Linked DNA regions of Homo sapiens: region 1 is linked to region 2. Evidence: read pairs that join two places in POLR2A ChIA-PET (ENCODE). Cell type or tissue: MCF 10A. All regions are shown on one strand. Each heading gives the region's core, and the rest is flanking DNA. Links, peaks and the distances in the headings are about the cores only. Region 1 overlaps GNLY (granulysin). Region 2 holds the start of VAMP8 (vesicle associated membrane protein 8).

Region 1 (7,650 bases), core at 1-4,000, 120 kb before region 2:
ATAGTTGAAGAAATAATGGCTGAAAATGTCACGAATTTATTGAAAAACAATCTACATACCCAGGAAGCTCAATAAACTCTAAATAGGATACATGCAAAGAGATCCACAAATAAATATATCACATTAGAAATGCTGAAAGCCGCCGGGCCTAGTGGCTCACGCCTGTAATCCCAGCACTTTGGGAGTTCAAGGTGGGTGGATCACCTGAGGTTAAGAGTTTGAGACCAGCCTGGCCAACATGATGAAACCTCGTCTCTACTAAAAATACAAAAAATAATTAGCTGGGCATAATGGTGGGGGCCTGTAATCCCAGCTACTTGGGAGGCTGAGGCAGGAGAATCGGTTGAACCCAGGAGGTGGAGGTTGCAGTGAGCTGAGATGGTGCCACTGCACTCCAGCCTGGGTGACTGAGCAAGACTCTGTTGAAGGAAGGAAGGAAGGAAGAAAGGAAGGAAGAAAGGAAGGAAGGAAGGAAGGAAGGAAGGTGGGAGGGAGGGAGGGAGGGAGGGAAGGAAGGAAAGAAAGAAAGAAAAGGAAGGAAGGAAGGAAAGGAAGAAGGAAGGGGAGAAAGAAAGAGAGAGAGACAGAAAGAAAAGCTGAAAGCCAAATACAGGGAGAAAATCTTGACAGCAGCAAAAGAAAAACAATTCATCACTTACAAGGGAACCCCCAATTATTAACAGGTGCCTCCTCATCAGAAACAGTGGAGTGCAGATGAGTCCAGATAGCAGTGGGGAAACACACCTCCAGGATAGACTATGTGGTAGCCCATAAAACAAACGTCAATAAATTAAAAAGGATAGAAAGAATACAAAATATGTTCCCTGACCACAACAGAATAAAACTAATAATCAGTAACAGAAACAAATTTGGGGAACTCACAAATATGTGAAAATTAAACAACACACTCCTAAATAACCAATGGATTAAAGGAAAAATCAAGAGGGAAATTAGAAAATACCTTGAGGTGAAAGAAAATGAAACCACAGCACACCAAAACTTACGGGTTGTAGCTTAAGCTGTGCCAAAAGGGAAATTTGTAGCTGTAAATGCCTATAATGAAAAAGAGGAAGATTTGAAATCTTCGTCTCAGAAATCCCATTTTAAGACAATGGAAAAAGGCTGGGTGCAGTGGCTCACATCTGTAGTCTCAGCACTTTGAGAGGCCAACGCAGGAAGATCATTTGATGCCAGGAGTTCAAACCCAGCCTGGGCAACATAGCGAGATCTATCTCTAAAAAAAAGAAAAGTAAATTAGCTGAGCATGGTGGCCTGTGCCTGTAGTCCTAGCTACTTGGGAGTCTGAGGCAGGAAGATTGCTTGAGCCCAGGAGTTCAAGGTTACAATGGAAAAAAAAAAAAGACATGAGAAAGAAGAGCAAATTAAACCTAAAGCAAGCAGAAAAAAAGAGATACTTAAAAAATTAGAGTGGAAATGTGGAAATTATTAAAATGGAGACTAGAAACAATATTTGAGAATACGAGATGAAATCAAAAGTTGGTTCTTTGAAAAAGCAAGTCTTTAGTTAGATTGACCACAATAAAAAGAGAGATGCTGCAAATTACTAGAATCAGAAATGAAGGAGGGGAAATTACAACTGACCTTACAGAGAGAAAAAGGATTATACTATTATGCTAATTAATTATGCTAATGCATTAGACAACTTAGAATGAAATGGGCACATTCCTACAAAGACACAAATGACTGAAACTGATGCAAGAGTAACAGAAAATCTGAATAGACCTATAATAAATAGGTTGAATTAGTCATCAAAACAATGACTCACAAAGAAAATACCAAGCCAGATGTCTTCATTGGTGAATTCTACCAAATATTTAAAGAATTAATACCAATTCTTCAGAAACTCTTCCAAAAACTAGAAGAGGATGCCCTGATGCCAAAACCAGGTGAAACCAGATGAAAACATCAAAAGAAAAAAAAAAACTACAGACCAATATCTCTTTTGAATATGGATACAAAAATTTTCAAAAAAAATTCTAGCAGGCTGAATCCTGCAACACATAAAAACAATTATATACCATGACCAGGTAAGATTTATCCAGAAATGCAAGGCAAATCAGCAACCAAAAGTCAAGTAATAAAATTCATCATATCAGTAAAATTAAAAATGAAAAACACATGATCCTCTCAATAGCACAGAACTATCATTTGACAAAATTTAACATCTCTTCATGATAATAGTCTCAACAGCAGGGGAATCACTTGGACCCAGGAACCTGGGAGGTAGAGGTTGCAGCAGCCACTGCACTCCAGCCTGGGGGACTGAGCGAGACTCCGTCTCAATAAAAAGGTGTTTCCACTTATGGCAGAAGAGAAAGGGAGCAAGTGTGTGCAGAGATCACATAGTGAGAAAAAAGAGAGAGAGGAGGTTTAACAAGCAGCTCTCACAGAAACTAATAGAGCAAGAACTCACTCATTACCACAAGAATGGCACCAAGCCATTCATGAGGGATCCTCCTCCCTGACTCATACACCTCCCACTAGGTCCCACCTCCAATATTGGGGATCACATGTCTTTTTTTTTTTTTTTTTGAGATGGAGTTTCGTCCTCATTGCCCAGGCTGGAGCGCAATGGCGCAATCTCGGCCTCCCAGGTTCAAGTGATTCTCCTGCCTCAGCCTCCCGAGTAGCTGGGATTACAGGCATGTGCCGCCACGCCTGGCTAACTTTGTATTTTTAGTAGCGATGGGGTTTCTGCATGTTGGTAAGGCTGGTCTTGAACTCCCAACCTCAGGTGATCCACCCACCTAGGACTCCCAAAATGCTGGGATTACAGGCATGAGCCACTGTGCCCGGCCAGGGATCACATTTCAACATGAAGTTTGAAAGTTGCATTCTTGCAACTTGCCATGGAGTTTGGAGATTACACCTTCCAAACCTCCCAGTGTAAACAGGAGCCCCTATTTACCCTTAAACAGGATTCTCCACTGTTAACACCTTACCACATTGCATGTATGTGGTATATACCTTATCACACTCATTCTTTGCGTATGTATTCCCTTTTTTTCTGAATCATTTCAGAAATTGTAATTGCAGATATGATGACCTATTACTCTTTGAATACCTTAGTGTATATTTTCTAACAAGGACACTGCCGTACATAACCATAGTACAACCATCAAAATCAGGAATTAACATTAACAGAATATTACCATCACAGATTCCAGTCACATTTTATAAATTGCCCCAATTATGTTCTTTATAGGTCTGGATCCAAATCAGGATCATGTGTCGCAATTTGTTGTCATGTCTCTTTAGTTTCCTTCTATCTGGAACAGTTCTTCAATCTTTACTTGTCTTTCAAGACCTTGGCATTTTTGAAGAGGACAGGCTAGAGTGCAGTGGCTCCCGCCTGTAATCCCAGCACTTTGAGAGGCCAAGGCAGGCAGATTACTTGAGGTCAGGAGTTTGAGACCAGCCTGGCCAACATGGTGAAACCCCTTCTCTAATAAAAAATACAAAATTAGCCAGCTGTGGTGATACATACCTGTAATCCCAAGCTACTTCAGAGGCTGAGGCAGGAGAATCACTTGAACCCAGGAGGCGGAGATTGCAGTGAGCCCAGATCGTGCCACTGCACTCCAGCCTGGGTGACAGAGCCAGACTCAGTCTAAAATAAAAAATTTTTAAAAAATTTTTAAAAAAAGGATATGCTAAGTATTTTGTAAAATGTCAGTTTGAGTTGCTCTGATGTTTCCTCATGATTTTTGCATTTCGGCAGGAACAATGGAAAAGTAGTATTATATTTCTCTCAGAGCATTATATTATGAGGCCCATGATATTGACTTGCCCCATGGGAGGTGGGAGTAACTTTCATCAGCTGACAGGCTTCTCCACTGTCAGGTTAACTAATAATGGAATGTATTAATTAATATCAAATTAGTGAGCCAGGCGCAGTTCTGCACACCTGTAGTCCCAGCTACTCTGGAGGCCTAGGTGGAAGTATCCCTTGAGGCCAGGAGTTTGAGGCTACAGTGAGCTAAGATCATGCCTGAGAAGGGCCACTGCACTCCAGCCTGGGAAACAAAGTGAGACTCTGTCTCTAAAGAATAAATAAATAAATAAATAAACACTTTTAAAAAATCAAGTTAGTATATGATATACTCACTATACCAAATATGTTAGTAGGATATACTTTGCAACTATGTCTACATTTATTAACTGTAATTGTATTGTAAGGTAGCACGTTTCCTTTTCCCTTGTTTATTTATTCATGTATTATTTGTATTTGTATGAATTCATGGATTCTGCTTTATTCAATGGATTACGATCTGTTCTTGTCATCATCTATTCTGAGGCTCAAATAGCCCCAGATTTGGCCATCGGTAGTCCCCTTGAACAGCTTCTTTGATTGAACCCAGAATAACACACCATACTCCTTGGGTGGCCAGCATCCATTTTTCCCTCTTCCCACCAACAGTAGCCCAGATTTTCATGTTTATTGTCAACCAAGTGATTGGGTTGAGATGGACCCCACCTCAGCTCCAGGGGTGTGCCCTGCTTAGCTTAAGCCAATCAGTGTACCCCATTATTCTCCAGGACACAGTGATTGGTCTGAGGGTGGGCAAATGACCTGTGAGAACTGGCCAATGAGAACTGAGGAGATAGCTGATAGGCCTTCTGGGAAAGAAGCTTCCTATTTCTTTCCAAGGGAGCTCTCTCTCCCTCTGATGGAGGCACTGTAAAGAGGTGAAGTGTGGACCTGATGAAGCCATTTCTGCTGCCAAGAGAGAAGCGAACCTGAAGACAATTTCAATATACAGAGGTCGGGAGAACGAAAAATTGCAATAAAACAGGACTGGGGCTCTGCTGACGCCACACATTTCTGGATCATTCTGTGCCTGAACATACCCGTGGACTGGTTAATTATTTGAACCAGTAAATTATCTTTTTTGATTAGGCCAGAATGGGCTGAGACTTCTGTTGCTTGCAACCAAAAGGGCCCTAAAAGATACACTCCCCCGAAACCGCAAAGGAAGGCTGCCTGTCGCAAGAAGCAAGAGGATGGGTTTCTGTTCCTTTTCACCAAAAACAAAACAAAAACACCTCTAACCCTGCTGGTCTATCCCACTGGTCTGAGAGCTTCTGGGGACATCGCCACTGTGTGCCTTGGCCTTTCTGAATAACGCATGGCTGTGGTGAGTGCTCAGTAAGCATTTCACGACTAACTGTGTGAATGCTGTTAAGGTTGTCTCGTTCACCACTAAATCCATAACATCTACAACAGTGTATGGGACACACGACAGACATTTATTGAAGGACTACACAGCTCACCCCAGCATGCCACTGACACCCACCCCTCAAATCCACCAAAGAAGAAGCAGCTGCGGCTAAAATCTTGCTTGACACTTTATTCTCGTGAGAGGGGAGGACAGCAGAGGGAGTCAGGGGAGGGAGACTGGAGAGTGGATTCTGGATCGAGGAAGCGAGGAGCCGGCAGAGGTTGCTGAGGTTCCCGGGATCTGAGGACAGGAGCCTGTGCTTCTTCCACAGGACAAGGTGAGAGGGCTCAGAGGGGACCTGGAGAGGAGAGAACAGCCAGCTGTGGGCAGATGTGGTGGGTCCTCAAGGAGAAGCAGGCACTCAGAATGTTACTTGCTTAAGGTCCCAGAGCCACCTGACCCTACTGAACACACCCAGAGGCACATCCTGGAAGCCAGTCGGCAGCCTGAGCAGGTTGTGGGGCCTTGAATAGAAAAGCCACAAGCTCCAATGACAGGAAATGGTGGGGACCCCCGATCTGCCAGCATAAAATCCCAGAGCATTGGCAAGTGCCAGCTGAGCTGCCAGAGCCAATCACCGAGGCCCCTTTCTGGCCCCATTTCCTACAGCCGAGATCTGTTCTCTCCAGGCACAGCCTGGGCAGCCATGGAGGGAAAGGCCTCATGCTCCCCTGCCTGAAGGGTTCCCTAGCCCAGATCTCAGGGCCCAGGATTGTGGGGGAGGATATGGCCCCAGCTCCCGACCCCAGGGGCCTGTGCTGGGCTGGGATTGGAGTTTGACTGAGGGTCTGATGACCTTGAATAGCCTCAGTCTGAGGACATTTCCCCAGGGTCAGGTCCACACACACGGTGACCTCCTTCAATTCTCATTCCAATCTCAAAAATCAGGATTGCTATCTCCCCTTCACAGATGAAGAAACTGAAGCTCAGAGAGGTCAAGTTATTTGCTTAAGGTCACACAGCCAGGGAGAGATGGAGACCAGATTTTACTCCACGACCACCTGTGTCTGAAGCCCAAGCTCTAATCAGTATTTCTCAAACATTTCTAGCTAAAGTCCATCTGCTCAATTCTCCACACTTTCCCAAGCTGGGAGATGGGGGAGTAAGGAGGCAGCTTTGATATATCCTGGGGGAAGCTGTCTCCAACCCTCAGGAGGTATCCCTGCTGTCACCTCTGCACTCACCTGTAGAAGGTATACACAACCTGAGGTCCTCACAGATCTGCTGGGCAGTTTCTCCGGCCACGAGGCCCTGGGTAACTCTAGACTGATACCTCCTCATGAAATTTCTGCAGACGTCGCGCCATCGTGACCTCCCCGTCCTACACACCCGGGTCGCAGCATTGGAAACACTTCTCTGCAGCAGCAGCACCACAGTGGACATGGTTATAGGGTGAGTCCTGCCCAGCTCTGCCACCCTGCAGGTTCCAGCAGCCCTAGCAATGGGAGTACTGGGTGCGAGGAGCTGGCACCTGGTGCCCATGGGGCCAGAGACTGTACAGACGGGGCTCAGCCCCTACTCCCAGTCCCCAAGGCCTGGCCCAAGACTGGCCAGGTAGGGCTCCTGAGACAAGGACAGTTAGCCCTGCTGGGGTCTCAGCGCCTTGTGCACCTGTCCCCTGCCTTCTGTGTGGAGAATGGTGCCCATGGCTGCCAGGCACACATTAAATGCTCTGCCATGTAGCTACCTGGGTCCAGGACCTGGCTGGGGGCTCCAGATAGAGGGGGTGCATAGAGAAGACTGGTGGGGTGGGAGGTGTGGTCAGAGCTTGGAGTCTTGGCTCATTTGGTTTTAAAGTCTCTTCTATGCCATCCCAGGGGAGGAGGATGAATCTGGGTATCCAGGGCTAAGTGCGAGCCTGCAGTGCCAGGATGCTGAGTAGTTTGGGGCAGCAGAGGAGAGGGAAGGAGGGAGAGTGAAACAATAATTCTTGGTAGTAACACAGTCATTCGTTAAGCATTTACTCAGTGCTGGACGTGGAGCTAAGTACATCCCAGCCCTCAGCTCTTTTAAAAAGCTTCAGCAGCCAGGTGCAGTGGCTCATGCCTGTAATCCCACACTTTGGGAGGCCAAGGCAGGTGGATTGCTTCAGCTCAGAAGTTGGAGACCAGCCTGGGCAACACAGTGAGACCCTGTTTCTACAAAAGTACAAAAATTAGCTGGGCATGGTGGCGCACACCTGGAGCCCCAGGTACTCAGGAGGCTTAGACAGGAGAATTGCTTGGGCCAGGGAGGCAGAGGTTGCAGTGAGCCAAGATCACACCAGTGCACTCCAGCCTGGGTCTCAGAGTAAGATCCTATCTCAAGGAAAAAAAAAAAAAAAGGGTTTGACAACTTGCAAGATAGGGACTATTATCCATCACATTTCAAAGATAAGATAACAGAGGCTCAGAAAGTGGAAGTGACT
Region 2 (15,653 bases), core at 6,008-10,007:
GAAGAAACAGGAAGAGGCTAGGAGATGGATGGGTGGAGGAGCGACCTCCCCAGCCTCTCCTCCACAGACTGCCTCAAATGTACCCGTGAGAATCCCCAGGTTTCCCAGTATCCTCCTCCCCCAATAAAATATCCTGCCTTCAGCCTTCACTTCAGGAGCTTCTCCCAAAGAGCTAAGGGCCGGCTGAAGCCCACCCCTACCCCTGCCTGACCCCTTGCCCTGCACACCCTTAAGTGGGCTCTGGGCTCTGCCCTATTCTCAGAGCCTTCCTCAGCTTCCTGGCCTGGCCTCAGAGCTCAGTGCTACCTTCCTGCCCCACTTCCTCTTCCTGCCTCCAAGTTCCCTGGAGATAAGGCCATCCAGGCATTGACCCCTAGCCAGGCCACATCCATCACACCTCTGTCAGTTTCTCCAAGGCAAAATCTTAAAGCACCAAGCCTACTTCCTGCCCAGTCCATTTTCCCAGGAGCCCTAGGGAAAGGGAGAAACTGGCACCAGCTGTTCCTGACATCTTTGCCTTGGAGATGGCAAGTGAGGACAAAGGCCAGGATCTGCAGCAGGAGTGGGGATGACTCAACTCAGGAATGTGTCACTAGGTAGAGGTTAGCAGGGAGTCAGGCCTGTGCCATACACTGATAACTTCAGTGGAACTTTCAGAGTAAACATCTCCCTTTCTCTTTCTCTAGGGGAGGAGTTCGCCCTCCAACACCCTGCCATGGGGCTGGAATGGCCTCTGCCACCCCATCTGCTCAAGTTTCCAACTCCTGAGCCAGGCTTGGCTCCTCACAGCTGCGGAAAGGGCTGACGAGGTCGTTACATTTCCTACCACTTCTTAGCAGTGGGTTCTGAGTGCCAGGCGGGTCTCTGCCACTGTGGCTCCTTTAACCTCGCAAGGACCCAACAAGGCAGGTATTACTGACCCCACTTCACAGACGCGGAAAAGGAGGCTCAGGGAGGTTAAGTGACTTGTCCCGGGTCACAGAGCTGGGATCCCAGCCCGGAGTCCGACTCCAAAGTCGGTGCTCTTAACCGCTTTGCTTCAGGAGAATGGGGAGCCCGAGTCCCGCTCGCTCTGCGCGGTGCAGCCAGGACGGGGCTCACGCATTTCTCTCCCATGCGGCGCGCAGGGAGTGGAGGGTCCGCCCCGTCCTGCTCCAGCAGTGGTCACCGCCTCAGGTCTGGCCCTCGTGGGCCCCAGGGGAGGCCCCAGCCCGCGGACTTTGGACTCCTCTCTCCCACCCTCGCCACTCGCCCTCTGCCCGTCGCAGGGCTGGCCGGCCCCGCCTGGGCCCTCACCATCGCTGCTGCCGCCGCCGCCTCGCCCGCTCCCGGCTTCTCTGCCTGCGGAGCGGCCGCAGTGCCAGCGGCCCCGGAGGAAGAGCAGGGGCGGGGCGGGGCGGGCCGCCGAGCGAGGGCGGGGGGCGCGCCTTCCGCGAGTGGCGACAGAAACCAAGTCAAATCGAAAGCGATGGGCCACAGCGACCTGGGTCCGTAGAGTCGGACCCTCCCGGGCCCCAGGAGCCTGAATTCGGATGACACCTCTGCCTGGTGAACGGGCACACCTCGGGGCCGGATCTGTGGAATGGGCACAGTGGAGTGAGCCCTGGAGTCTTCTAGCTCGAGTTCAGCTGAAAAGGCATCATTCATTCACTCAACAAACACCCTATGAGTGCCACGGTCAGGCACCATACTAGGTCCTGGAGACGCCATGAACAAGCCAGGCAGGGTCTTTATCACCCTGGTGAGTGCATCTCACCCAGAACCAAAAACAGGCACCCAAAAAGTTTTGAAACTAAAGACAAGTGGTGGTTGCACAACATTCTGAATACATGTCACTGATCTGTACACTTTAAAATAACAAACTGTACATTGTGTGACTTTCACCTCTATTCAAAAAGAAAGCAGCCCCACATGGGCAAAGTACTAGCTCTAGCCTTTCTGTATGTCTTTCCTCACCATGAGGGCAAGTGCAGCTCTGTGCTGTCATGCACCCGCCATGCACTTGCTCCTCAGTCAGAGGATGGGGGAGGCTGGTGTATCTACTACCACTTCAGAGCCTTCCTGAGCCGAATCTACCCATCCTGTCCTCTCACTGCTACAGAGAAACCACCAGCTACCTGTTCTCCACTACTCCAAGCTGCCTCGGACATCTTAAAATAAGGTCCCTCGTTTTTTTTTTTTTGTTTGTTTGTTTTTTTTTTTTGAGAGAGACAGGGTCTCACTATGTTGACCAGGCTGGTCTCGAACTCCTGGCCTCAAGCAGTTCTTCTGCCTCAGGTTTCCAAAGTGTTGGGATTACAGGTGTGAGCCACTGGGCCTGGTCCCTCAAGTGAGGCCTCTCTTGACCAACAGAATTGAAAGTTTCCCTCTCTGGGGCTGAGCCTCTGTGAATACAGAAGTCCCAGACCAAGAGGGTTTCACAGACACTCACCCCCACCTTGGACAGCCTGGGTCCCAAGGCAGAAGCTTCACTTCAGTTCCTTACACCTTGAATCCAGGAGAGAGAGGATTAACATGTTGTAGCAAAGACTACCCCAAGCCTGGGCACAGTGGCTCACACTTGTAATCCCAGCACTTTGGGAGGCCAAGGTGGTAGGATTGCTTGAGCCCAGGAGTTTGAGACCAGCCTGGGCAACACAGTGAGACCATGTCTCTACAAAAAATACAAAAATTAGCCAGGTGTGGTAGCACACACCTGTGGTCCCAGCTACAGGGGAGGCTGAAGCAGGAAGATCTCTTAAGCCCAGGAGATGGAGGTTGCAGTGAGCCATGATCACACCACTGCACTCCAGTCTGGGCAACAAAGTGGGATCCTATCTCTGAAAAAATAAAAATAAAAATATCACAAGGGTCTTTTCTGACCTTTCCTCCTCCCTCCCCAAATTTCAGAGCATGATTCTTCCAGAGCCTGACTTGCCAATCTGGTCCCAAACCCTGACTCTCAACCCTTCCCCTTCTTCCTGACAACAGGTTGTTTCCAATTCTGGAAAGCCTGTGGAGGAAACAGGAACAGAGATAGCAAGAACCCTCCCTGCAAACCAAGGCGGACTGGGCACTGGAAAAAGTGACAGTGATGGTGGAACCTGGTAGGGAGGAGGGGGGCCTGAAGACAGAAAGGCTTATTGTGCACAGAGGGGAAGAAGAGCCATTGGCCCTGTCCTGTGACACTGACTGACTGACTGTGCCCAGCCATGGGATGCCAAGGAGAGATGCTTGCCCCCTCAGGACAACTGAGACCCAGAGGCCTTGCTAAGTCCCAGAAGACAAGGACAGAGAAAAGACAAATAAAACATGCAGAAGCACAAGGAAAGGAATAGCAGTCCATTTCCTCCACCCCTCGGCTCTAGACTACAGGGTCGTTGAAGAGAGATGGCTCTGGTGGAAGAGGCAGGAGGATTTCAACCAGCTTCATGCCTCAGCTAACAATTCCAGAAGAAGAGTACTACAGGGCCATGGCAGGACCCAATGGGAACACTTAAAAATCTTGCATACCACCCCAAAATGCTATGAAGGTTTTGAACTTTCCATATGCCAAGACTCCCAGAAAATTCTTGTTCTTGAGACCTGTGACAATGAATGGAACTGGGAGGAATAAAGACAGGGTGGGGGCTCCAACTTTCTTCTCCAAACATATACTCTTTGCCCTTCCAACAACTTGGACCTCAGATGAGAGAATTTTAGCCAGAAGGTATCCTCAGGAAGAAAAGAAATAGAAAAGCCAAAGGCAAAATGGGAAGAGAGAAAGTGCCTCACACATATAGGGATACTGAAAGGTCTTTATTACCCACTGGCCACCAACAGTTTCCCAGCCACATGCTGGGCCCTCTAGGTCTCTCCAGCCCACTCTAAGGACCCAAGAAATGCAGCCACAGTCCATCTCTCTTTTTTCTCTCCTTCCGGGGGACCAAGGTACCTTCTGGGGCATACAACATGGCAGCAGGGCCTCGGGAAGAGGGGTAGGAGGACCGAGCAGCATTCTCTGTAGAGGAAGACAGGAAAGGAGACCCTCTTGGCACACATTTATGGAGGGTTGTCCCTGAAGAGAAGGGCAGGTGGGAGAGGTTCCCTGTTACTTAAGAGAAGGCACCAGTGGCAAAGAGCACAATGAAGAGGATGATGATAAAAACAATCACGCAGATAAGGACAATCATCTTCACGTTCTTCCACCAGAATTTTCGAGCCACCTTCTGCGATGTCGTCTTGAAGTGCTCAGACTGTTGGGGAAAAGGCAGAGTGAGTGACCCAGTGGCTCCTCCCACTGGAACAAGATTATAAGAGTACAAGTGCAGCCCACAGGCCATACTTTTTTTTTTTTTTTGAGATGGAGTCTCGCTCTGTCACTCAGGCAGTGGCTCGATCTTGGCTCACTGCTGCCTCCACCTCCTGGGTTCAATTGATTCTCCTGCCTCAGCCTACTGAGTAGCTGGGATTACAGGTGCCCACCACCACGCCCAGCTAACTTTTGTATTTTTAGTAGAGAGGAGGTTTCACCATGTTGGCCAGGCTGGTCTTGAACTCCTGACCTCAGGTGATCCACTCGCCTTGGCCTCCCAAAGTGCTGGGATTACAGGCGTAAGCCACCACGCCTGGCCTTGTTTGTTTGTTTTTTGAGACAGTGTCTGGCTGTGTCACCCAGGCTGGAGTGCAGTGGCACAATCTCAGCTCACTGCAGCTTCCATCTCCAGGGCTCAAGCAATCCTCCCACCTCAGCCTCCCTAGTGCTGGGACTACAGGCACATGCCACCACGTTCAGCTCAAGCCATACATCTTAATACTGACACTGTAAGCTGAGGTAACAAACTGCTAAATAAAAGATGCTCTGGCCGGGTGCGGTGGTTCACGCCTGTAATCCCAGCACTTTGGGAGGCCGAGGTTGGTGGATCACCTGAGGTCAGTAGTTCGCGACCAGCCTAGCCAACATTGTGAAACCCCCTCTCTACTAAAAATACAAGAAAATTAGCCGGGTGTGGTGGCAGACGCCTGTAATCCCAGCTACTTAGGAGGCTAAGGCAGGAGAATCACTTGAACCTGGGAGGCGGAGGTTGCAGTGAGCCGAGATTGCGCCATTGCACTCCAGCCTGGGTAACAAAGCAAGACTCCATCTCAAAAAAAAAAAAAAAAAAAAAAAAATGCTGTATCTGCCTACCTTGACAAATGTACCTTCCTAAAAATCTGGAAGGCCGGGTTGAAATTTAGAATTCTCAGGATCCTAGGAGGTCTCCACCTAGATATGACTAGGGGTCCCCTTTCTCTTCTTACCCCTGCACACTGAGGGGTCCTCGACACCTGCTTACACCCAAGGGTACAACACTGGCAGCAAAATCTGCCCTTGGGAGGGCAGACCCTGGGACTGAGGGGTGCAGGCTCCAGGTGGGCACATCTCGCAGCTCCAGGACTCCTTGCCCCATCGGGACTGCTGAGGCTGGAGGAGGGACCAGGACAGGATAGAGGGTTGGAAGTAAGGGAACTCCTCCTCCTCCACCCACTCTTCCCCATGCCCAGCAATTCAAGTTATAGACACTAAATTTCCTGGGGCTTGTCCAGACATGGTGGCTCAAGTCTGTAATCCCAGCACTTTGAGAGGCCAAGGCAGGTGGATCACCTGAGGTCAGGAGGTCAAGACCACCCTGGCCAACAAGGCAAAACTTCGTCTCTACTAAAAATACAAAAAATTAGCCAGGTGTGGGGGTGCACACTGTAATCCCAGCTACTCAGGAGGCTGAGGCACGAGAATCGTTTGAACCCAGGAGGTGAAGTTTGCAGTGAGCCAAGATTGCACTCACTCTAACCTGGGCAACAGAGTGAGGCTCTGTCTAAAAAAAAAAAAAAAATTCCCGGGGCCATGCTCCCCAAATTAAGCTACAATTAAGCTACAGAAACAGGCAATGAGCCCCAGGGAGACAAGGGAGCAATACCCAAGAGCCAAGAGTTCACACAGGACTCAGAAAGCCAGAGCCAGCCTCCCCGCTGAACACAGAACTTGAGGCTCCAGACTTTGCTCAACTTTGGAGTTACTTCCTCCCTGAAACAGCTGGCCTCAGCCCCTGGCTGGAGAGAGAGAAGAATGAGGTCTAGCAAGATGTGTGGGAGATATTATTTTAGCCTTCATCTAGCAGGGGACCCTGGGATCAAAGCATTTCACTGCTCTTTCCCCCTTCTTTTTAAAGCCTACTCAGCAAGACGCCAGCAATTTCCCACCCCTTGTCTAACAGCTCCTAGAGAAGGCTAGAGGCCACAGCGGGGGTTTCCTCAGAGCCAATATTTCTGCCCTGGGAAGGTCAGACCCAGATGATTGTCATGGGCAGGCTTCAAAGGGAAAACAAGTTTCCCGGGAGAGAAGCCTGAGAATGCATGGGCTGACTGAGCTTTCGGTCTCAGAACATGCCTCTATGGGCGAGCTGCCACCTCAAGCCCCAGTCATGGGATCCATTCCCTGGGATCCATAACAATCTGTGGAGCAGAGCAGATTCAGAAGTGGAGACTCAGCTCACATCAGCTCCCAAACCAGGTGAAAGGCAACAGAAATGTCAAACTTCTGGCCCTCCTGTCCATTTTGCCCCACCAAAAAGAAATTCCCTCCCTCCCTGTTTTCCTCCAGCCCCCAGTGGGCTCCCTGTCTCACTGTGGCTTCCAGATCCTCTGTCTTGTTGCGGAGATGTTCCAAGTTTTCCCCCCGGGCCAGGATCCGCTCCACATTCTGGGTCATAATATTCTTAACTCCCTCCACCTCACTTTGCAGGTTCCGCACACGATCATTTCCTCCACCTTCACTGGCTTCCTCCTGTGCGGCAACACGGGGTTAATTAGACCAAGTGGTGGGGGAACTGGAGACTTGGGCTCAGAGATCTGGGGAGGGTAAGGCCTCAGGCAGACTTAAGCTTTTTGTAAAATGCTTGAAATGTTTACAAAGAGAATGTTTTCATGTATTACTTCTGTAATCAAAAATAAATGCATTTGTAAGCCCCAGAAGGTGAGATGTGATGCTGAACAGACTAGATCAAACTTCTTTTGGGGTTATTAGGGCCCCTGACAAGGAAAAGCAGCACATCACTAAATCCCTCCCCACTGCTTCCTTGCTCCCTAGAGAGGGCCGTAGAATACAGCAGGGCCAGCATCTCACAATGTTCCCTTCCAGAGCAGAGCCCGCCACTATTTACAATTCCCAGAGCCACCCCCCTTTCCTGATTTCTTGGGACCCTGGTTGAAAGTGTCTGTGCTGGCCAGCAGAACACCCTCACCCAGCCCCACCCATCTGTCCCTCTAAGCCAGCTGCCGGAGCACGGCCCTGGCCGCAATGCCATTGCTGTGACCCAGAACAACAGGCAACCAAGTATCCCAGAAGGCGCCTGGAGCCGTTGAGCCACACACTTCTGCTTTCCCCACCACTGGGCGACACGTGCAGGCACCAAGCAACCGCCTGCTTATGCAGATATTAAATAAAAATACCCGCCTGGGTGTTGGGGGAAATGGAGGACTAGTCCTCCCTGGCTGATGTCTCATCTCGGAGGCTTCATGACAAGGTTTTTGAACAAGGAGAGAAAAATAGTATTTAGCTCCTCCCCGCTTGACCTCCAAAAATAGGCCAGTGGCATGGGTCAGAACTACATTATCACAGAGAACCAACTTCTGGTTCTCTTATAAACCTTTAGTTCTCTTCTCCATGTTAATGGAGAAAGGACACCCAAAGGACTCAGTGGACACACAAATCCTTTGTGTTTCTGTGTGGGGATAAAGTGAAAGGCCGGAGAGGAGAGCTTCTGCCGCTGGGCTGGAATCTGAACTGGGAACTGCCCAGGCGCTGCCTGGTGTGGTGTCACAACACCCGCCTCGGGCTCCCTGGAGGAGGAAGGCACAACAACTCTTTGCCTGGAATTCGGAGCCCCCATCGGCGCTGGCACGGAAGCCCAGCTCCCCACCAGCACAGAGGTCAGGGGAGGGAGGGAGAAGGAGTAGAAACACCTGCCAGGACAGCTCAGAGCTATTTGCAGCCAAGTTGTCAAAGAAGAGAGGCCATAGCAGCACTGGCCCAGCCCTCTAACTTTGCCACCAACTCTCCTCCCCCGACACAGCCAACCCCCAGTCCCAAGCCCCCTCTGGCTCCTCTTTAAACCAGCCCTTTCCTAGTTCCCAGTTGGCTCACCATGTCTCAGAGCAGCCCAGGCCGGTCAGTAAGTGAATTCGCCTAGTCGGCTTCCTCCCAGGGTGGCCCTCAGTTCACTTCCTGCTTGCTCCAACTTTCAGCCTGCCCCCGCCCACCTCGCATCTCGAGTCGCTCCAGCCACACCTAACTCAGGTTTCCCCAGGTAGGCGGGCATTCTTCACTGTCCTCCCAGTGGCTTCCCAAACAAGAGCTTAAACTTAAAGTAATAGGGTTCTCAGAAGCCAAAGGTCTTCTAACTTGTCAGGAATTAGAAAAGAAAGATCAAGCAGCCCTCCGAGGTTTCCAGAGGCTGGACCTCCTGATCTAGAAAGGGCAGCCTTTTTTTTTTTTTTTTTTTTTTTAAATAGAGACGAGTTCTCACCATGTTGCCCAGGCTGGTCTCAAACTCCTGGGCTCAGGCGATCCTCCCACCTCAACCTCCCAAAGTCCTAGGAGCCATGATGCCCCACCAGCCATCTCCTTGTAATGTCTTGAATATCTGACTCCAGTTTCTAGAGACTGAGATCAACCATGCCAGGCCTAGCTCACAGGGAAACAAAATGCAGTTATGAAAATGTATTGCTGGATAACACTTGTTCCCAGGTCCCTGGGTGGCAGAAAGCACTAAAATCCCTGAAGTCTGGAATACTGTGATCCTGGGCTCTGATTCAGAAAGTTCTGGGTTACTAGTTACAGGCCCCTCAGGGAAACTTTTCACCTCTGTGGAGTTTGCAGGTGCTGATGCTTAGCTCAGATGGTGCTGGTAAGAAGCAAAAAGAGGCCGGGCGTGGTGGCTCACGCCTGTAATCCCAGCACTTTGGGAGGCCGAGGCGGGCAGATCACAAGGTCAGGAGTTAAAGACCAGCCTGGCCAACATGGCGAAACCCTGTCTCTACTAAAAATACAAAATAATAAACAGGCGTGGTGGCAGTTGCCTATAATCCCAGCTACTCAGGAGGCTGAGGCAGGAGAATTGCTTGAACCCGGGAGACAGAGATTGCAGTGAGCTGAGATCATGCCATTGCACTCCAGCCTGGGTGACAAGAGCAAGACTCTGCCTCAAAAAAAAAAAAAAAAAAAGAAGCAAAAAGATAGCATGTGCAGTGCAATGCCACTAGCACAGTGTCTATAATGATGGCTCACCAAACCTCTCCTTCCCTTCCAGAGTTCAGCAATTCTGCATTTCCCTTTAGGGGCTACCGCAGAGGTAATTGATCCCAGTCAGTGATCAGAGGACTGCCCCAGTGAACCAGAGCAGGGGGCCCAAGGCAAAGGATTTTTCCACTAACCTGGCTCCAGGCCAGAGAAAATCTGATCTTCCTTGACAGTGTTTATCAAGACAGAAGAACAATAACAGGGACATTCAGAAGGGAACGAACATTCTTGACCCATTCCAGAAGAAATCAGTTCCAAGGAGGAAATGTCAGCTTCTCCAACAAACACTTTTTTTGTTTGTTTATTTTGTTTTGTTTTCTTGAGATAGTCTCCCTCTGTCACCCAGGCTAGAGTCCAGTGGCATGATCGTAGCACCCTGCAGCCTTGAACTCCTGGGCTACAGCGATCGTCCTGCCTCAGCCTCCCCAGTAACTGAAACTACAGGTGCGAACCGCCATGTCTGGCTAATTTATTTTAAAACTTTTTGTAGAGATGGGGGTCTTACCATGTTGCCCAGGCTGGTCTCAAACTCCTGTTCTCAAGTAATCCTCCCTCCTCAGCTTCCCAAAGTGTTGGGATCATAGGTGTGAGCCACCACATCCAGACACAAATAATTTTTTTTTTTTTTGAGATGTTTCTCTCTTGTTGCCCAGGTTGGAGTGCAATGGCGCTATCTCGGCTCACTGCAGCCTCTGCCTCCCAGGTTCAAGCGATTTTCCTGCTTCAGCCTCCCTAGTAGCTGGGACTACAGGTGCATGCCACCAGGCACGGCTAATTTTTTTGTATTTTTAGTAGAGACAGGGTCTTACCATGTTAGTCAGGGTGGTCTCGAACTCCTGACCTCTCAGGTGATCCGCCCGCCTTGGCCTCCCAAAGTGCTGGGATTACAGGCGTGAGCCACCGCGCCCGGCCACAAATGCCTTTTTAAAAGCTTTAAACAAACTTCGGACCCCTGTAGCTTTTTTTTTTTTTTTTTAGAGGCAGGGTCCCACTCTGTCATCCAGGCTAGAGTACAGTGCAGTGTGTTCAAGCTCACTGCAGCCTTGAACTCCTGGGCTCAAGCAATCTTCTCACCTCATCCTCCCCAGTTAGCTGGGACTACAGGCAAGGGCCACCATGTCCAGTTAATTTTTTTTTTTTTTTGGAGACAGTGTCTTGCTGTGTTGTCCAAACTGGTCTCAAACTCCAAACCTCAAGTGATTCTCCCACCTCAGCCTCCCAAAGTGCTGGGATTATAGGCATAACCCACCATGCTCAGCAAATATTATATATAAGCCTGGGCAACAACATATCAAGACACTGTCTCTATAAAAAAATAAAACTGTTGGACACAGTGGCTCATGCCTGTAATCCCAGCCCTTTGGGAGGCCGAGGCAGTGGATCACCTGAGGTCAGAAGTTTGACACCAGCCTGATCAACATGTCGAAACCCCATCTCTACTAAAAATACAAAAACTAGCTGGGCATGGTGGTGGGCACCTGTATTCCCAACTACTCGGAAGGCTGAGGCAGGAGAGTCGCTTGAACCTTGGAGGCGGAGGTTGCAGTAAGCCGAGATCACACCGTTGCAATTCAGCCTGGGCGACAGAGTGAGACTCTGTCTCAAGTAATAATAATAATAATAATAATAATAAAATAAAAATAAAGTAAAATTAAAAAAATAAAATTGGCTGGGCACCGTGGCTCACGCCTGTAATCCCAGCACTTTGAGAGGCCGAGATGGGCAGATCACCTGAGGTCGGGAGTTCGAGACCAGCTCTTGACCAACATGGAGAAAACCCATCTTTACTAAAAATACAAAATTAGCCAGGCATGGTGGCGCATGCCTGTAATCCTAGCTACTCGGGAGGCTGAGGCAGGAGAATTGCTTGAACCCGGGAGGTGGAGGCTGCAGTGAGCCGATATCACACCATTGCACTCCAGCCTGGGCAACAAGAGTGAGACTCTATCTCAAAAAAAAAAACCAATAATAAATAAATAATAAAATAAAATTAGCCAGGCATAGTGGTGCATGTCCATAGTCCTAGCTGCTTGGAGAGCTAGCACAGAAGGATCACTTGAGCCCAGGGGTGTGAGACATCAGTGAGCTATGATAGTGCCACTGCACTCCAGCCTGGGAGACAGAGATAGACCCTGTCACTAATAATGATAATAATAATAATTTTATATATTGATTATGTGGCGAAATAATGTTTGGATATATTGAGTTAAATAAAAGATTAATAAAATAAATAAAATTAATTTCAGCCGGGGATGGTGGCTCACACCTATAATCCCAGCACTTTGAGAGGCTGAGGCAGGCCGATCATGAGGTCAGGAGATTGAGACCAGCCTGGCCAACATGGTGAAACTCCGTCTCTACTAAAAATACAAAAATTAGCTGGACGTGGTGGCGCTTGCCTGTAATCCCAGCTACTCGGGAGGCTGAGGCAAGAGAATCACTTGAACCTGGGAAGCAGAGGTTGCAGTGAGCCGTGATGGCGCCACTGCACTCCAGCCTGAGTAACAGAGTGAGACTGTCTCCAAAAAAAAAAAATAATAATAATAATAATTTCACCTGTTTCTTTATTTTTTAAAATTCATTTTTATTTATTTATTTATTTTTTTTGAGACAGGGTCTCACTGTCACCCAGGCTGGAGTACAGTGTCACAATCATAGTTCATTGTAACCTCAAATTCCTGGTTTCAAGTGATCCTCCTGCCTCAGCCTCCTAAAGTGTTAGCATTACAGGCATGAGCTACTGCATCCAGCCCTGTTTCTCTTACTTTTAAAATTTGGCCAGTAGAAAAATGTAAATTATGTGATTAGTGAAAAATGTTAAAATACATATTGTAATGTGGCTTATCACTGGGCATGGTGGCTGATCCATACCTTAATATTTACATGACCTGGGACAAACTTGCATAACAACTCTAAGCCTCAGTTACCTCATCATCTGTGCTTAGCACTCAAAAAATTCAGTAGACCAGGTGCAGTGGCTCACACCTGTAATCCCAGCACTTTGGGAGGCTGAGGTGAGAGGATTGCTTGAGCCTGGGATTTCGAGACTAGCCTGAGCAACATAGTGAGACCCTGTCTTTTTCTTTTTTCTTTTTCTGTTTTTTGAGAAGGAGTTTTGCTCTTGTTGCCCAGGCTGGAGTGTAGTGGCGCAATCTCGGCTCACTGCAACCTCTGCCTCCTGGGTTCAAGTGATTCTCCTGCCTCAGCCTCCCAAGTAGCTGGGAATACAGGCACATGCGCCACCATGCTCAGCTAATTTTTGTATTTTTAGTAGAGACGAGGTTTCACTATGTTGGGCAGGCTGGTCTCGAACTCCTGACCTCAAGTGATCTGCCCACCTCGGCCTCCCAAATCACTGGGATTACAGGTGTAAGCCACCGCCCCAGCCTCAAACATAATATATATATATATATTCAGTGAAGTGACTTTGTAAGGAAAAACTGCTGAACTGCTTGGTTATAGGAGTTGTAGCCCAAGAAGCAATGGGCCAAATCTTGGTTTATTCTTGGTTGTGCCTCTCATATACACCTCCTCCTTTCCATGCCAGCCCCTTCCTCCTAGTTAATGCCAGCCCCTTCCTCCTAGTTAATGCCAGCATGATCTCTTCCCTGAACAATTCCAATCCCCTCTAAACTCACCTTTCTTTTCTCATCTACTCCTCTGTGGCTGATTGCTATCTTCCCAAAACAGATATTTAAATATGCTCCACCCTGCCTCCAGGATAAAGCCCCAGCTTCCTAGCAATTCCCTGTGTGATAAAAAGACTAGGGTGACATCTGACCTCCTGCTCTTCTACACTACTACCCCTGGCTGTGCAGTTTTGGGCAAGTCACTTCATTTGCAAAATAGGATTAAGAATAGGCTGGGTGCAGTGGTTCATGCCTGTAATCCCAGTACTTTGGGAGGCTGCAGCGGGCGGATCACTTGAGACCAAGAGTTAGAGACCAGCCTGGCCAATACCGCATAACCCCGTCTCTACTGAAAATGTAAAGATTAACTAGGCATGGTGACCACACCTGTAGTCCCAGCTACTTCGGGAGGCTGAGGTGGGAGGATTGCTTGAGGCTTGGAGGCGGAGGCTGCAGTGAGCTGAGATCGTGCCCTACTGCACTCCAACCTGGTTCACAGAGCCAGAGCCAGACCCCATCTCAAAAAAAAAAAAAAAAAAAAAAGGCGGGGCACAGGGGCTCACACCTGTAATCCCAGCACTTTGGGAGGCCAAGGCAAGTGGATCACCTGAGGTCAGGAGTTTAAGACCAGCCTAGCCAACATGGTGAAACCTTGTCTCTACTAAAAACAAAAAATTAGCTGGGCGTGGTGGCACATTCCTCTAATCCCAGCTACTAGGGAGGCTGAGGCAGGAGAATCGCTTGAACCGGGGAGGTGAAGTTTGTGGTGAGCCAAGATTGTGCCATTGCACTCCAGCCTGGGCAACAAGAGCGAAACCCCGTCAAAAAAAAAAAAAAAGAAAGAAAGAAAGAAAGAAAAGAGAAAAAGGACACTAATGGAGAAAACTGAATGAGAAACTAAGAGAAAGGGAATATTACCACCTGAAAAGGCAACCAAGCAAACTTTCAGGTACATAACCCTTGGCATATATCCCAGTCTTCTGATTTATGCCCCAGGTGGGCAGTTTACTCCTATATCTCAGAGGAAAAAAGCTGGAGAACAAGGAAAAGGTACATTCAGGAGGCTCAACTGAACCTGATTCCTGAAGGATCATGAAGTTCTCACCACTGCCAAGGTTCATTTCTGTCTCCAAACCTTCTCTCTGTAGCCTGTTATGCTGCTGGCCATCCCACCTGTCTCCTAATGTGCCCTCTTCCTCTCTGAATGTGCCCCTAGAACACAGAGATTCTGCCCTTGGCCATCTTTTTCTTTTCTTCTTTTTTTTTTTTTTTTGAGATGGAGTCTTGCTCTGTCACCCAGGCTGGAGGGCAGTGGCACTATCTCGGCTCACTGCCACCTCCACCTCCCGAATTCAAGCGATTCTCCTGCCTCAGCCTCCTGAACAGCTGGGACTACAGGCATGTGCCACCACGCCCAACTAATTTTTTGTATTTTTAGTAGAGACAGGGTTTCACCGTGTTAGCCAGGATGGTCTTGATCTCCTGACCTTGCAATTCGCCCGCCTCGGCCTCCCAAAGTGCTGTGATTACAGGCATGAGCCACCATGCCCGGCCCGTTGGCAATCTTTCTTCCGACTTCTGAAGAGAACCACTCTGTTTTAGAGCAGTGTTTCTCAGAGGGGTTATTTTACCTTTCAGGGGTCTTTTCACAATGTCTGGAGACATTTTTGGTTGTTATAGCTGGGGGTAGGGGTGCTACTAGTATCTGGTGGGTTGAGGCCAAGGATGTTGCTAAAATATCCTACAATGCAAAGGACACCCTCTCACAAGAAAGAATCTGGACCAAAATGGCAATTGTTTTGAGGCTGAGAAAACCCTGGTCTCCCTATAGGGAAGTGCAGTGCCTCTACGGCTTCAATAGCCATTTATGAAAAATCCCCAAATTTATTATCTCCAGCCCGGGCCTCTCCCTCAACTACCAATGCTGCCTCTCCAATGCCCTGGACAGTTCACAGACACCTCCAACACCCAAACCAAACCCTTTATCTTTTCTCCATGTTCCTCCTCCTGGGTGGGACTCCCATTCTACCCGCTTCTCAAGCTAGGAACCACAAAGCATCCTTCACATGCAAGGTCGTCACCAAGCCTTAGTTCATACTTTTTTAAAAAAATTTTTTACAAGGGCACAAAAATCAGGCAATTGGTTCATTCTTGGTCGTGCCTCTCATATCCACCACCTCCTTGGTCCACCAGCTCCTGCCTCCTGGTTAATGCCAGCAGCACGATCTCTTCCCTGGACAATTCCAATCCCCTCTAAATTCACCTTTCTTTTCCCATCTACCCCTCTGTGGTTGATTGCTATCTTCCAGAAACACATATTGTATGCTCCACCCTGCCTCCAGGATAAAGCCCAAACTTCTTAGCATGGCATTCCAAGACTGTTCTCAACCTGCTTTTCTGAACTTCTCTCCCATTAGATTCACCTCCCAGCCCTCCAGTCAACCAAATTACATGTCCTTTCTCAAACGTCGTACACCATCCACCTTCTATATCTTTCCCTAAGGCCTTCACTCATCACTGCTTATGACAATTCTATTCACATTTAAGACATAGCCTCCATGAAGCTTTAGAGATTTCCCCACTGAAGCTAACTTGTTCCTGTTCTGATCTCCATCACATTTTATTTCTTTTAAAGAATCTTTCACATACTTTGTCATACATATTTGACCCCTCCAACACTCTTAAGTCCTATAAAGGCAGGCAGGGACTGAGTCCTCACTTTGGTACCC

Evidence for each region. Peaks named below come from ENCODE experiments on the same cell type or tissue, not always from the same donor. Only the 100,000 strongest peaks of a DNase experiment are listed, where the experiment ranks them.
Region 1: POLR2A ChIA-PET joins it to region 2 with 5 read pairs; 2 of 35 experiments call an interaction of 5 or more read pairs at or near these places.

What each region holds. Positions count from the first base shown.
Region 1 is chr2:85,696,455-85,704,104 of GRCh38, reverse strand. GNLY (granulysin) reads right to left here. Exons shown (of 5, transcript NM_006433.5): 4 at 6,428-6,599; 5 at 5,253-5,541. The coding sequence ends at 5,531. Among named protein-coding and RNA genes, the nearest start is that of GNLY, 5.9 kb to the right of the region's middle. In MCF 10A, for the core only: no CTCF peak of the experiment used is centred there; DNase peaks (open chromatin) are centred at 1,764 and 2,454.
Region 2 is chr2:85,570,137-85,585,789 of GRCh38, reverse strand. It overlaps VAMP8 (vesicle associated membrane protein 8), which reads right to left and starts at 8,204. Exons shown (of 3, transcript NM_003761.5): 1 at 8,141-8,204; 2 at 6,623-6,781; 3 at 3,759-4,214. The coding sequence starts at 8,143. The coding sequence ends at 4,074. VAMP5 (vesicle associated membrane protein 5) reads right to left here and starts at 1,359. Exons shown (of 3, transcript NM_006634.3): 1 at 1,297-1,359. The coding sequence starts at 1,299. RefSeq lists a silencer at 1,088-1,437 and enhancers at 727-1,682, 5,483-6,136, 6,773-6,912, 7,173-7,312, 8,073-8,352 and 2 more. In MCF 10A, for the core only: no CTCF peak of the experiment used is centred there; DNase peaks (open chromatin) are centred at 7,809 and 8,259.